Linked DNA regions of Mus musculus: region 2 is linked to region 1. The links are chromatin contacts, found by Hi-C or POLR2A ChIA-PET in ENCODE. All regions are on one chromosome and are shown on one strand. Each heading gives the region's core, a stretch centred on a gene start or an enhancer-like site at or near the end of the contact. The rest is flanking DNA. Distances are from core to core; before and after follow the strand shown. Region 1 holds the start of Ddx47 (DEAD box helicase 47). Region 2 holds the start of Gprc5a (G protein-coupled receptor, family C, group 5, member A).

Evidence for each region. A loop is a pair of places that touch in the nucleus more often than their neighbours do. ChIA-PET counts read pairs that join two places held with the same protein, here RNA polymerase II (POLR2A).
Region 2: a loop to region 1 is called in a map of mouse trophoblast stem cell, with 1.8 times the contacts of the local background. The contact joins the promoter of Gprc5a here to the promoter of Ddx47 in region 1. A Hi-C loop is called at or near these places in 7 of 37 maps with a recorded cell type or tissue (Patski, T-helper 17 cell, mouse embryonic stem cell and 1 more). POLR2A ChIA-PET finds 5 or more read pairs at or near these places in 3 of 5 experiments (Patski and embryonic stem cell).

What each region holds. Positions count from the first base shown.
Region 1 is chr6:135,007,034-135,014,399 of GRCm38, reverse strand. It overlaps Ddx47 (DEAD box helicase 47), which reads right to left and starts at 2,788. Exons shown (of 12, transcript NM_026360.3): 1 at 2,672-2,788; 2 at 2,005-2,098. The coding sequence starts at 2,758.
Region 2 is chr6:135,061,524-135,068,889 of GRCm38, reverse strand. It overlaps Gprc5a (G protein-coupled receptor, family C, group 5, member A), which reads right to left and starts at 3,228. Exons shown (of 4, transcript NM_181444.5): 1 at 3,115-3,228.

The sequences.
Region 1 (7,366 bases), core at 1,539-4,038:
GTGGTGTTATTCTTCTCGAAGATAAACCCAGAGGAGGCAAGGAGCTGAACGGTCCACGTGATGGTGCACAGCTGTAGTCCCACCTACATGGGAGGCTCAGAGAAAGAGGAGCACTCAGGCCTAGGCGTTTGAAGCCAGCCTGGACAGCACAGCAAGGACCCATCTCAAAAGTAAAAGCGAACAAAAACTGGTTGAAAGGAACGTGGTGGGTGACATCAATTTTAGTATGGGAAACTGAAAAGCCAAAAACGGAGACAGGAACTATAGAAAAATCAGTTCTGGGAGGAAGTTAATGATTCTGGATACAGAGAACTTCAGGTTCAGAGAGAGAGAGCGAGAGCTACAAGCTACACAGGATATACTTATGCCAGCAGGCCTTCAGCTCATCTTCCTAAAGAATGGCGGCATGAAATACCCCTGGTTGCCAAAACTACTCGTGACCCATGAGCATCTTCATAACCTCGTTCCTCCCATTCACACAAAAGCCCTGAATTTCCACTCGGTTCGCATCCCTGAGGGGCATACACATCAGAGGTACAATCTATGAAGGAGGGGCTATGTCCCACATCTGAAAATTCTTCTTCTGTGTGTTTGCTTTGGTTTTTTTTTTTTTTTGTGACAGGGCTTCTCTGTGTAGTCCTGGCTGCTCTGGAACTCGCTGTGTAGACCAGGCTAGCCTCAAATTTAGAAATCTGCCAAGCCCTGCCTCCTGAGTGCTGGGATTAAAGGCACGCACCACCACCACCTGGTTTGACACCTGAAAATTCTAATTCAGTAGGTCCAAGTTGTTTTAGAATAAGGAAATAGAGGATGGTGATAGAATCGCTATTATAAAGCCAAAGGAAAGAAACAGTAGCTAAAGAGACAGGCTAGTAAAATACTGTGTTGAAATGAAAAGATAACTTCAAGAAAGGTCTGATCAAGGGTGTTGGAAGATACAGAATAAGCAAGATGGATTTTCTTTCTGGTTTTTTTTTTGGGGGGGGGGCGTTGTTTGTTTGTTCTTTGTCTTAAAGACAAAGTGTTTTCCTACTTGCTTAGTAGACCAGGCTAGCCCCAAACTCTCAGAAATCCTCCTGTCTCTGCCAATGGAGTGCTGGGATTAAAGGTGTGCACCACCACGCCTAGCTTTATGGTGGATTCTTTTTTTTTTTTTTCCTCTTTTTTTTTTTTAATTACGTATTTTCCTCAATTACATTTCCAATGCTATCCCAAAAGCCTCCCACACCCTCCCCCCCCCACTCCCCTACCCACCCATTCCCATTTTTTGGCCCTGGCGTTCCCCTGTACTGGGGCATATAAAGTTTGCCTGTCCAGTGGGCCTCTCTTTCCAGTGATGGCCGACTACGGCATCTTTTGATACATATGCAGCTAGAGTCAAGAGCTCCGGGGTACTGGTTAGTTCATAATGTTGCACCTACAGGGTTGCAGATCTCTTTAGCTCCTTGTATACTTTCTCTAGCTCCTCCATTGGGGGTCCTGTGATCCATCCAATAGCTGACTCTGAGCATCCACCTATGTGTTTGCTAGGCCCCGGCATAGTCTCACAAGAGACGGCTATATCACGGTCCTTGCACCAAACGCTTGCTAGTGTATGCAATGGTGTCATCGTTTGGAGGCTAATTATGGGTCTCTTGATGGTCCATTGTATGGATTCTTAATTCTCATCTCTTAGAGCTAACAGTCAGGATCTGCCATGCAAATTCAGACAGTAGAGTGCTCTAGGGGTTTAAAACTGTCGTCCCACCATTCATTAACGTCAGTGTCTACCTCCCAAATGGTACAGGCTTGTGCCACCGTGATCACACCTGGCTTTATATTTATTTGAAGCAAGGTCTCTGCCTCCTCGGTGTTAAGAACTCAAGTAGTCCTGCCATACCCAGGGAGAGATTATATCTTTATTTCACTTGGAATTTGACAGCAATAGCTCTTAGAAGCAACACAAAAACTGAATATAATGCCACACTGGCTCTGTACTAGCCTGCATATTTAATTCCAACCTACCTTGCAAGGCCAAAGGAATAGCTTCGATCTGGATCTTGGTGGGCTTTGCCCATCCCAACTGGTCACAAGCTTCACACAATACATCCGTAACACCCTTTGAATTCAGAAAACCATACTTTAGCAAAGAATACATCCTCACCTTTATCAGAGCCATCCTCCTGGTGATACGTAGCCCTTTGCACTTTACATAACTGTACATCTCAGACCCTGCTTTATATGAACACTATGGGACAGCGCCTTGAGACAATTTCTCTTCACCAGGGGCTGCTGTCAACTCTTTGCATGTATTATCTCATTTAACCCGTCAAATCAGTTCCGACCAGTGGCTAGCTATTATTCTACCAAGTGCCTCACGTGTATAAAGTGAGGCGCACACCATAACAACTTGCCTCTTGTAAGGAGGTCACGCGTGACCCTAGATAACATAAGGCTCTACAGTAACTGGGGAGAAAAACAAACGGGGGCTCTCACGACCCAGCGGCATCCTACAAGGCAAATGCACCCGAGGGAGCGTGAAGAGACCCCGAGTTTCTGACAGCCTGAAGATAGCATGAGCTAGGCCCCAAGGTGTTTTTACACACCACCGGCTGGGATATGAAGTACCCAAACCCTGGGTGAGCCTAAACGCCAACATCACAAAATAAATACCAGCATCACCCATTCTCACCAGGTCTTTAAATGTTTTCGTTTCCTCCTCTTCCGCAGCTGTCTGAAGGGCTCCAGAGGGGGAATCGGGTTCCTCGTCCGCCGCCATCTTGCTCGTGGGCTCCGGAAGTGGGGCCGAGGCGCAAGGCGTGCTGGGAAATGTAGGCGATTACTTTCCTAGAGTGTAGGTTCTGAACGCCTCCTGCTGGCGGGTCTGGCGTGGCAGCGCCCCACACAGGAGGGACTTGGAAGAACAGCAATGGCTGGAAGCCTGTGTGCCTAAGGAACTGAGACGATCCCTTCTTGCTGCCCTTTGGGTATCTGCCCTATTTTTTATTTTTTTAAATTGGTTTCTTGAGGCAGGATTTCATTCTGCAACTTCGGCCTTCCAGGGCCTTGGCTGTCTTCCCTTTGGCTTATCACTTTTCTAACTATAGAAATGTAAACACATGGACATCACGATACTATTTATTCATTACTTCATATATTTGACAACTGACAGCCTGCCATATGCTTGGACTGTGCTAGGTGTCTAATGATAGAGCAGGACAGTATCAACTTCCACTGCAAAGAGAAGGCAAACAATACATAGGTAATAATGGGCCACTTTGAATTATGAAAAGTGCTACATAAAAATAGGGGAGCAAAGCTTTGGGAGAAAGAATTGTCAGGATTGCTGCAAGACTGAGAAGGTGTCTCTGAGGCAGTGATATTTGAGCTGGGACCTTACTGATACCAGAAAGGCCGTTCTGAGTTCAGGGGACACCTATTCAAGACTGGCAGATCTGAGCCGAGCGTGGTGGCACACGCCTTTAATCCCAGCGCTTGGGAGGCAGAGGCAGGCAGATTTCTGAAACCCTGTCTCGAAAAAACAAACAAACAAACAAAAAACTGGCAGATCTGTGAATACAAAATTCCTGAGACCCGTGAGATATCTGAACTGCCACCACTTAAGCTAGTGAGGTACAATGTATGTTACATGCCCTGTGCCTGCAAGTGTACCCTAGTGGGGAGGCATTGGCATTCTCAATGTGTGGGGCACACTTTCTGAAACTGAGGCATTAGAGACAATCTGCTATGCTTTTCTTCGTGGTATCCCTTTCTCTGGCAGAGTGTGTTGTTAAAATGTGCGCAGCGCATGTCAAACATACCCTTAAGAGTATTTAGGGCTCCAAGTCCTGAGGCTGTTGTGGGAAAGGCCATAGATTTAAATATAATATAACTAAGATTGGGAGTGGTGGCCCATGCCTTTAATCCCATCACTCAGGAGACAGAGGCAGGTGAATCTCTGTGAAGTGGAGGCCTGCCCGGTCTACATAGCAAGTTCCAGAACAGTCAGGGTTACTTGGTAAGACCCTGTTTCAAATATATATTATATGTGTGTTATATTACAAGTGTGTATGGATGGATGTAACAACCTTCTACTAAAACACAGAGAAGCAGAAACTACACTTGAAGAGGTTTGTGATGATTGCCTGTGGAGGGAGGGGAATTAAGATAAAATGCACAAGTCGGAATTCAGAAACAAAATGACAGAAGATAAAAGAATAAATAGAAAAAGCCAAGGGAGGGGACTATGGTGGTACACTCCCTTAATCACAGAGCTTGGGAGGCAGGGGCAGGCAAATCTCTGAGTTCAAGGCTACCCTGGTCTACAGAGTGAGTTCCAGGACACCCAGGGCTATACAGAAAAACCCTGTCTGGAAAAACAAACAAAAACCATTGCTCTCATTCACCATGATGCTGGTCTTCAGAAAAGAAACTGGGAAAGGAGACTGCCTCAGAGACAAGAGGCGGTCTTTGTTTCCCTGACTCTAGAGACAAAATGGATGTTAAGTATGTGCCACCTGGGTGAAGTGAAACTCAGCAAAGCGTTGGGGTTGGAAACCATGGCAGACCAGAGGGATTTCTCTGACTGTTTCTTTATCAGTGGTTCTCAGCCTTCCTGATGCTACGACCCTTTAATACAGTTCCTCCTGTTGTGGTAACCCCAAAACATAAAACTATTTCATTGCTACTTCATAACTGTAATTTCACTACTGTTATGAATTGTAAATATCTGATATGCAGGATATCTGATATGCAGGATATCTGATATGCAGGATATCTGATATGCAGGATATCTGATATGCAGGATATCTGATACGTGACCCCTGTGAGAAGGTCGTTCAACCCAGAGACATAGGGTTGAGAACCACTGCTTTAGAAAGTGATGGGTTTTTTTCTCCGCACATTCCTGAAGAATAGTCTGCGTCCTTTGGTTTGGTTTGTTTGTTTTTCTTACATTTCACTCCAAGTTAAAAAAAGGAAAGCGCCTTCTGTATAAAATAGGCCATCCCAACATGGATTCTACCAGACAGTCATAGCACACGGTTGGCTGGCAGAAAGCCAAAGGCATTCTGGCTCTCTATTTTGCCCTTCCTGTAACTACCTTCTATTTATTTTATTTTACTTTATTTTATTTTATTTTATTTTATTTTCTCCAGCATCTCATGTAGCACAGTATGTTCTGCCTCAAATTCCCTGTGTATCAGAGGCTGACCTTAAGCTCTTGATCCTCCTGCCTCCACCTTCCAAAGGCAGAGAGGACAAGTGTGCACCACCATGCCTGGGAACTAGGCCATTTAAAGTGTCCCTGTATGTGAAACACACTCTTGGAAGGAGGAGTTGACTTGTCCTGAAAAAAGTCTGATCTCCACTATAGTGAGGTCCTTCCCACCTCTTGTCACTGTTACACAGACCCGCTAAGGAAGTCATTCTTCTTACTTGACCAGCGAAGAACTTGAGTCTCATAGGAAAAGAGCTGTGTCCAGGATCATGAAGCAATGTGATAAGAAACAAGTCCAGAATCCAACCTACTTGAGGTCCCAACACATGACCTTACTTTTTCCTTTATTCTCTCTCTGTCTCTCTCTCTGTGTATGTCTCTGTGTGTGTGTCTCTCTCTGTCTCTCTGACTCTCTGTGTGTGTGTGTGTCTGATAGAGTCTCACTCTAGATAGTTCTAGCTATCCTAACACTCACTCTATAGACCAAACTGCCCTTAAACTTGCAGATAATTCACAGAGACCTCCCTAGTGCTAGGATCAAAGGCCATCACATGCAACACCAGTAAGCTTTCTGAAGTCACCTTTACATTATCAAGACCAGCTTCCATCTGCCCAGCTACACTCGGAATTCTACTAATCAAATTCTTCTCCACAAACCAAGAGGGAGCCACCATAGCAGTTACATTTTCTCTGGATGAACTTGGATTTCCTTCAAGAGAATGGAACAGGGAAGTGAGAACAGAGGGCAGCTGAGGTGTCACAGAGCCCAGAGGCCCTAGTGGGAACAAGTGGACAGGCTGTCAACTTAGATGCATCATTGAAAGGTCCCCAAATTTCAAGTCACAGAAAAGGAAACGAGCACTCATGAGATGTCTGAAAACTGGCTGCTGCCTTAACACCTATGAATAGTATAAGATGCTGGGCTTGTGGCATCACAGGTGCAGAAAACAAGCTTTCCTATCTTCACCCCATCTTACCCTTCCTCACCTGGCCCCTGACTCCTGGATAACACTGACTGCTGCTTTAAGAGAACTGATTTACTTGCTGTTGATAAAACTCCGTAAAAACTCCACGTTCATGCCTGTATTCCCAGTTCTTGAGAGGCAGAGGCAGAAAGATCATGTGTTCAAGGCCAGCCTATATAGAGAGACTCTGTCTCAAAAGAAATAAACTGGGCCTGGTACTGCCTGCCTTTAAAACCAGGGCCCAGGAGGCAGAGGCAGAAGTAGAGGCAGATAGATCTTTGAGTTCAACGCCAGCCTGGTCTATAGAGAGTTTCAGAACTGCCCTGGATGCATAGCATAACCCTGTCTCGGGGGCCTGGGGAACTTCTCCATTTTAGTCAAGCAAGGATTCTTTTTGTCTATTCTTGGATAATTCAGACATAGGCTATTTTTAAGACTTCCTCAAGGCACCCAGGGCCATATGGTACACAGTGATGACAGCATCTCCGTGTTCTATTCCCTGGCCTGTGACCTGAAGACAAGCCTTAGGCCTTCAAACGGCACTTACCCTGGGACAGTGTTTTTGTTGAACTAGTGGGGTGAACACAGATGTGTTCCAAAGAGCAAAGCCCATGTCAGCCCACGGACAGTGTCGCGTGCCTTAGCATTCCCATAGGCCTGGAACAGCTAGGATATTTATATTCTGGCCACGGAAACAACAGGGCCCCATTCTAGAAACTGAGCCCTGTCATATCCTGTATTTTCAGAACAATAAGGACGGTTAGAAAGGAAATCTAAATAAAATTCTGACACCGATATAGGGCAAAAGCAAGCCTGAAGTGATACATCAGAGGCAAAAGTGGTTGATTGTTATCTTGTTCCGAAATTTTTTCATGGCTTCAGACATGTGTTCATGTGCTCCCTCTGTCACATATATAAAATGTATAATTAATATACATGGTATTAAATATATAATATATTTAATACATAATATATACCATTTAAATTTGGGTATGGCAACACATGCCTGTAATCCCAGCACTCAACAGGCCGAGACAGAGGGATTGCCATGAGTTCAAGCCAACCACAGCTATATGGTGAGACCTTGTTTTAAGGAGCCAAAATATTTTAAATTCTTTTCAAAATAAAATTTCTGTTTTACAACTGTAAAAAACAAATATAGCATTGTATTTTAGAATTATTTCCTTAATTACCTTAAAAGTTC
Region 2 (7,366 bases), core at 1,979-4,478, 54 kb before region 1:
TTATTTATTTATTTATTTATTTATTTATTTATTTATTTATTTATTTATTGGTTGGCTGGTTTTTCGAGACAGGGTTTCTCTGTATAGCCCTGGCTGTCCTGGAACTCACTCTGTAGACCAGGCTGGCCTCGAACTCAGAAACCCACCTGCCTCTGCCTCTGGAGTGCTGAGATTAAAGGCATGCCCCACCATGCCCCGGGCAGGGGCTTTTAGAAGCCATGAACTTGTAACTTGAATGTAGCCACAAATGATACAAAAGCAAATGAGTTTTAATAGATCCCCATGAAACTCGTCATTAAGAAGGAAGAAAACGAACGTATGGGCCACTTTGGACAACAGACCATAGTTGCTACCCCTTCTCTATCAGATGGAATCTATCCAAATGGTCACACATGTTTGCCAAAAACTGAGTGCAGTTTAGAACAGAGTGATCTGAAATTCTAAAATAAACATACAGATTCCGTGCCTTGGGTCACACCTGCACTCCAGCCACTTGAGATGTGAAAGAGGAGAAGCACTTGAGCCTGTGAGATTAAAATACTCCAGGGCAATGGATCAAGCCTTGTTCGAAGGAAGGAAGGAAGGAAGGAAGGAAGGAAGGAAGGAAGGAGAAGGAGAAGGGAGGGGAGGGGAGGGGAGGGGAGGGAAGGGAAGGGAAGGGAAGGGAAGGGAAGGGAAGGGAAGGGAAGGGAAGGGAAGGGAAGGGAAGGGAAGGAGGCAGGCTATAAAAGTAAGGATAAGGTGGGCATGGTAGAGCATGCCTGAGTCTCAGCTCTTGGGAAGCAGAGTTCAGGCCAACCCCGGCCATAGAGTGAGTTGCAAGAGTTCAGGCCAGCCAGGCTATATCGTGGGTTACAAGCTGGTCAGGGTCACAAAGAAACCTCGACTCAAAAAGAAAAAAGGTGGTAGGGGAGCAATAAAAATGCAAACACTGGGCTTTCAGAGGGTAGCTCAGGCCTGTAATTCCATCACTCAGAAACCAGAAGTAGATCTGACTGGGGCAGCCTCGTGTGCACAGTGAATTCCAGGTCAGCCATGGTTACCTGAGTCCCTTTCCTAAAAGGGTAACACCAATGGGCGAGATGGCTCAATGGTAAAGGTGTTTGCTGCCAAGTCTAAGGACCCAAGTTCCTCACACAAGACACCATTAATTCCCTCAAGTTGTCCTTTGACCACCAGATGTGCAGTGTGGCGTGTTCACACCAGGGAGACAGAGGCACAGCAACAAAGAGAGACACAGAGACAGTCAGGCAGACAGAGAGACACACAGAGTCAGAGTCAGAGACAGACAGACAGACAGAAAGACACAGAGACAAAGAGAAACAGAGACAGAGAGACAATCACACAGAGTCAGTGACAGAGAGAGAGAGTCAGAGAGGACAGAGGCAAAGAGACAGAGAGACACACAGAGACAGAGACAGACAGACAGAAAGAGACAGAGAGAGAGAGCACTCAAACAAACAAAAGCCAGCGTTGCTCTGATCCCCTCAAGTGAAAAACTGTTCTGTTTGCCCCCACCCACTGCCCCTGCTCTCTGTGGATCTTCAGAAAGAGCAGAAATCCCCAATCCACATTCCTCTTCACACTCTGTTATCCTCAATTACCTCTCAAGAATGGAATGAAGGCGCACATTTTTTTCAACCTGCTGCTTACGGATACTGTGCAACTACAGACAGGCAGGACCTACACACAGAAAAGACGCTTGCCTACGACTCCTCAGCATAAGGACCTGGCGGCAGGTGGCTGCTGGATAAATGACTGCAGAACCAGGAAACACAGGGCTGCCTGGAGCCAGGTAGAGACCTTTTCTTGGGAAGTCAGAGACAGCTGTGGCCATTCCCTTTGGGCCTGGGGGCCAGCCTCTCCATTCCCTCTTTGATCCTAAGGCACCTCCCAACCCTTCCTCCCCTCCCCTTCCTTCTCTCTATCAGTGATGGCCAGTACAAAAACCCCTAAGGGTGAAGTGTTGGCCTCACCCTCCCCTCCACCTTCCCAGGCCATTGTATCTGAAGTGGCTAAAGAATTCTCCTTCAGTAAAGAGCAAAGAAGAGACTGTTTCCAGAGAACCTTTCACCAGGCTTCAACAAAAGCCTCAGACACTTGCCTGGAGAAAAGGCAGGCAGGCACGGTGATGGTCCTTCAATTACCTGCTTCCAGGCAGGCTTTTGCCATTTGGGAGCCTTCTACCATGAGACCGATACCTGTTATCCCAACACTCTGCAAACTGAGGCAGAATGGTGGTTACAAGCTCGAGGCCAGCCTGAATGTCTAAAAAAAACAAACAAACAAAAAAAAACAACAACAACAAAACAACAACAAAAAAAAAAAACAACTGCTGTTTCCTGTCTTTCCATTCAATGTGATCTGCCAGCCTCCTCCTGCCTGTGTCTCTTCTCCTCCGGGAAGACAAGCTTTTCACCCCCTCTTGTTAAAGAGAGACAGGGTCTTAGAGACTGGGGCAACAGGAAAAGTAAGGGATGGGGTGGAGGAACAACACGCACATGAGAAGGGGGGGGGGGCGTTGAGGTGAGTCACTTCCTGACCTCCACGGCCTTCGCTCCTTTGGGAAGGAAGCGGCTGGCATCCTCTCCCTCTACCCCTCTATTCATTCACAGACCCTTGAAACTCAGATGGGAGTTGAAAGCATCATAGCCCATCTTCCACCCACCAGTGGCTACATAGAACCTGTGGGAGGGGCCTAGTACAGTTCAAGACGGACCTCTCTTTTAATATTGGTATTTTAAACTACTGTTTTGTATCTGGAGACAGAGACTTATATAGCCCAGGCTGACCAGGAACTCACAGTAGAGTCAAGGCTGGCCTTGAACTCTTGATTCTTCTGCATCTACCTCCCAGGTGCAGAATTACAGGCCTGTGCTACAGTTTCTAACTGTTTGCTGATTGGTCTTTCCCCTCTGTTTTAGCCCAGAGAACACATTCAGAGGTGAGAGAAGTTAAGGACATTCCTTTCTCGGTTTCATCTGTTTCTCCTAGCCAGCTGTAGTCCATCACGGGCTGTACTGTCTCAGTTCTCCTTCCCCAAGGCTCCCCACGCCCCACTCTCCGGATTTAAAACTGGGGCCCGGAGCGCGCTCCTGGGTAAACCCCTCTTACCTGGGCGCCGCGGCGCTCGGGGTGAAGCGAGAACTTGCGACTCACGCGTGAAAGGCGAGAGCGCTCAACCCCTGGCTACTGGGCAGGTCCTGGGACAAGGATCCCGCCTTGGCCGCGCAAAGCGGTTATAAAGGCTTCTGTCGCCGGAGGGAGGGAGAGGGTGAACCGAGGGACAAGGGGCGGGGGCGGGGCGGAGGGAGAGGACACGCCTAATCCAGTTCCGCGGCACTTCTCGCTGTTGTGAAAATAAAGTCACCGTGCCAGAGAATGAACTGAAAGCCTCCCTGACGTCAGAAGCACAGTCACTCATGAAATAGGTGGCGGGGTTGCGGGGGAAGCACCCTAGACTGCCAGGCGTAGCTCTCGACGAGTGTTCAGGTCGGTCCCAGAGCTCCCGCCCTTATGAAAAGAGCCACACGGTGAACCCAGCTACGGATGAGCGCTGCTGGCTGTCATCTCCTGGAGGGAACCACACCCATCCTCCCTGAGGGCACTATAGGGCCCCAAGGGCAAAGACTTAAGCCAGCAGCTCCAGGCAGCTCCTTTGTTACTTTCTGTGGGAGAAGTTGGTCTTTATTTCCCCTTGGCGGCACCTGTCTCTCCATCACCCACTCCTTCCTCCGGTGAGCAGGGAGAAGCCAAGTTTAAATGGGAAGAGACAGCCACTCACTCTCCTGTGGGTCCCCCAGTCGCGGCTAAAGAGTAAAGACCAAGGAAAAGTTGAGACGCTTCAGCAAGGCCCTTCTTGGAACTGTCGCATAGCCAAGTTAGCATGGCCTGACTGAGAGATCATATCGCCTTTCTTTTAACCACCTCTCCAAAAGTTTGACAAAGCAGTTGATAGGAACAGAGACGCCAGATAAAATTTTGAAATGAAGGAATTTGCCTTTGGTGTCTGATTCCTCCTGCTTAGGTAGGGGCCCGCAGCGCATCCATTATCAGGCCAGTCCGGCTGAAACCTGCCTGCTCCGTAGTCAAAAAGTCCTGGAATGTCAACGCACTGGACCAGGTTTACCCCGTTGGTTGCGTTGGTGGGCAGCGGGGGAACTAAGCTTTTTAGGTAGTAGGGAAGGCCTGGAGCAGGCCTTCTAAGTGCTTTAGTTCAGTTTTAATACAATTTTTCATGTATGGCGACCCCCAGCCATAAAATTATCTTTGTTATTACCTCATAACTGTAATTTTGCTTCTGTTATGAATCTTAATATACATATCTGTGCTTTTTACTGGGCTTAGGTGACCCCTGTGAAAAAGATGTTTAACCCCTACAAGGGGCTGAGACCCACTTTTCTCCACACCCTTAAATGCTTTTTAAAATGTAACAAACAATCTTGCCAGATGGTAGGGGCTCACAACTTTAATCCCAGCACTCCTAAGGGAGAGGCAAGCAGATCTCAGTGAATTGGAGGCCAGTCTGCTCTACACAGTGAGTTCCAGAACAATCAGGGATGCACAGAGAAACCCTGTCTCAAAAAAAGAAAAGAAAAGAATAAAATGTAACAAGCCAGGCCTGGCGCGGGGCACCTCTGTAACGCCAGCACTTGGGTGGTAGAAGCAGGTAGAAAAACACTTCAAGGCCAGTTTCTACTACATAGGAGTTTGAGGTCACCTGAAGGTGACTTGCTGCAAATGACAGTTCGAGTCAGCATTTGGGAGACTGAAACAGGAAGATGGCCACCGGCCTGAGCCACATAGGTGATATAGGGCAACGGGAAAGGGGGAGGGGGGGCTACTCTCAAGAGCCTGACTCAAAAAGGCAGAGGAGATGGGAAGGTGGCTCAGCCAATAAACTACGTGCTGCCTAACCTGATAACCAGAGTCCAATTCCCAAAATCGGCATGAAGGTCAACCAAGTCCAAGAAGAGAACCAAGACTGTAAAGTTGTCCTCTGACCTACACACAGGACCATGGTGAGTGCTACACACACACGCACATACACACACACACACACACACACACACACACACACACACCAATAGAAAGACTCTTCATGAGCTTATGCTGTGATGTATAAGGTACTGGTTCAAACACCAGAGCCAAAACAACCTAAATCTTTGGAGTCTATATTTCTATTGATCTCGTACCTAAGAAACCGCAGTCAATATTTAACTTGGCCATCTCCCTTGTGGCCTGCAGGTCAGAGGTCGTCAAGTTCTCCTCCTCTCCTGGGGTTCACCAAGAGACAGGGGCCTGGGGAAAGGGCTTGGGGAATGATGAGACCGGAAAGGGCTTCTCTCTAAACTTCTACAATCTCATCTATAGAAACTGAAGCTAGACCAGTATCCAAGAGAACCATGGATGGACTGGAGAGATGGCTCAGAGGTTAAGAGCACTGACTGTTCTTCTAAATATCCTGAGTTCAAATCCCAGCAACCACGTGGTGACTCACAACCATCTGTAATGGGATAGGATGCCTCGTCTGGTATGTCTGAAGACAGCTTCAGTGTACTTACAAAGTAAATCAGTAAATCGAAGAAGAAGAAGAAGAAGAAGAAGAAGAAGAAGGAGGAGGAGGAGGAGGAGGAGGAGGAGGAGGAGGAGGAGGAGGAGGAGGAGGAGGAGGAGGAAAAAAAAGCTTGGCCCAAGCAAGGTAGTATAGACCTTTGATCCCAGGAGACTAAGGCAAGGGGATCTCTGAGTTCAAGGTCAGCCTAGGACGAAACAAGTCCCAGATCCAGGCATGGTGGTACACACCTCTAACCTGGGCCACACCTTTTGCTGGAGACCTGCATAAGGACATTGGAAAAAGGAAGATTCGCTCTTCCTTGACGCTTGCACTTACTTGCCAGCACATCTGTTGGAATCCACTTCTACAGAAGACCAGCTGAAATAACTAGCTTTGTTTCATAATAAATTCCCTCAATATAGAAAGACATTCCATACATTCTGTGACTCTAGAGAACCCTGTATACATTGGAACAGCAGTTGGTCGAATCATAAGAAGTAAAAAGATATAGGGAGCTGGGCGTGGTGGCTCATGGCCATAGTCCCAGCAATGGAGAGAATGAAGTGTGGTGACTATTGTGGGTTCAAGTCTGCATATCAAGTGCCATCCATGTCTGGACTCTAAAGTGAGACCTTAGAAGAAAATGAAGAAGGAAGGAGAAGAAATGAGAGGGAAAAAGAACTTGCTTTATCATCTGTTTAACCCAATAGATCCCAAATAGCACCATCTCAGCACATTATCTTTTCAAATATGAGGGGAGAGGGGGCTGGAAAGATGGCTAAGCTGTTAAGAGTGGCTGCTTTTTCAGAGGACTTGGGTTCAGTTCCCAGCACTCACATGGTAGCTCCTAACTGTCTGTCTCTCCAATTTCAGGGGACCCATACCATCTTCTGGCCTTTCTGGGTACCTAGTACATACATAGTACACAGATGAACCTGCAGTCAAAACACACATACACAGAAAACAATTAAAAAAAAAAAACAGAGATTCTCTACGTAGCCCTGGCTGTCTTGGAACTCACTCTCTAGACTACATTGGTCTCGGACTCAGAGATCTACCTATCTCTGACTCCCTAAGTGCAAGGATTTAAGGTATTCACCACCATCACCACCACCAACCACCACCACCACCACCAACACCACCACCACCAACCAACCACCACCACCTCCACCATCACCACCACCATCACCACCACCACCACCACCACCACCACCATCACCACCACCATCACCACCACCACCACCACCATCACCACCACCATCACCACCACCACCACCACCATCACCACCACCACCACCACCTCCCAGCTAACAACCCTCTTTACAATGACGCTAGAGGCTGGTGAGATGGCTCAGTGGGTAAAAGTGCCTGTCATGAAGCTGATGGCCTGAGTTTTGTCCCATGCAGTAGGAGAGAAACAACTTCTGCAAAGTATCACACATGTGTTGTAGCATGTACATACACACTAAGTAAGTGCATAAATAAGTGTAATTTAAAATTGTTTTTTCCTTATAAATAAAATACAATCTAGGTATGGTGATATATGATCGTAATCCCAGCACTTGGGAAGGTGTTTGGGTGGTGTTGAATTCAATGATATTCTGAGCTACATAGTAAGGCTTTGTCTAAAGTGCGCTCGCGCGTGTGTATGTGTGTGTGTGTGTGTGTGTGTGTGTGTGTGTGTGTGTGTGTTGTGTGTGTGTGTTGAGTTATTCTGCATTACTTTGCCAAACTAAGTCCTCAAAAGTCTAGCATGTTTATGTCTACAGTCCATGCCAGTTTATACCAGCCACATATCAGAGGATCAAA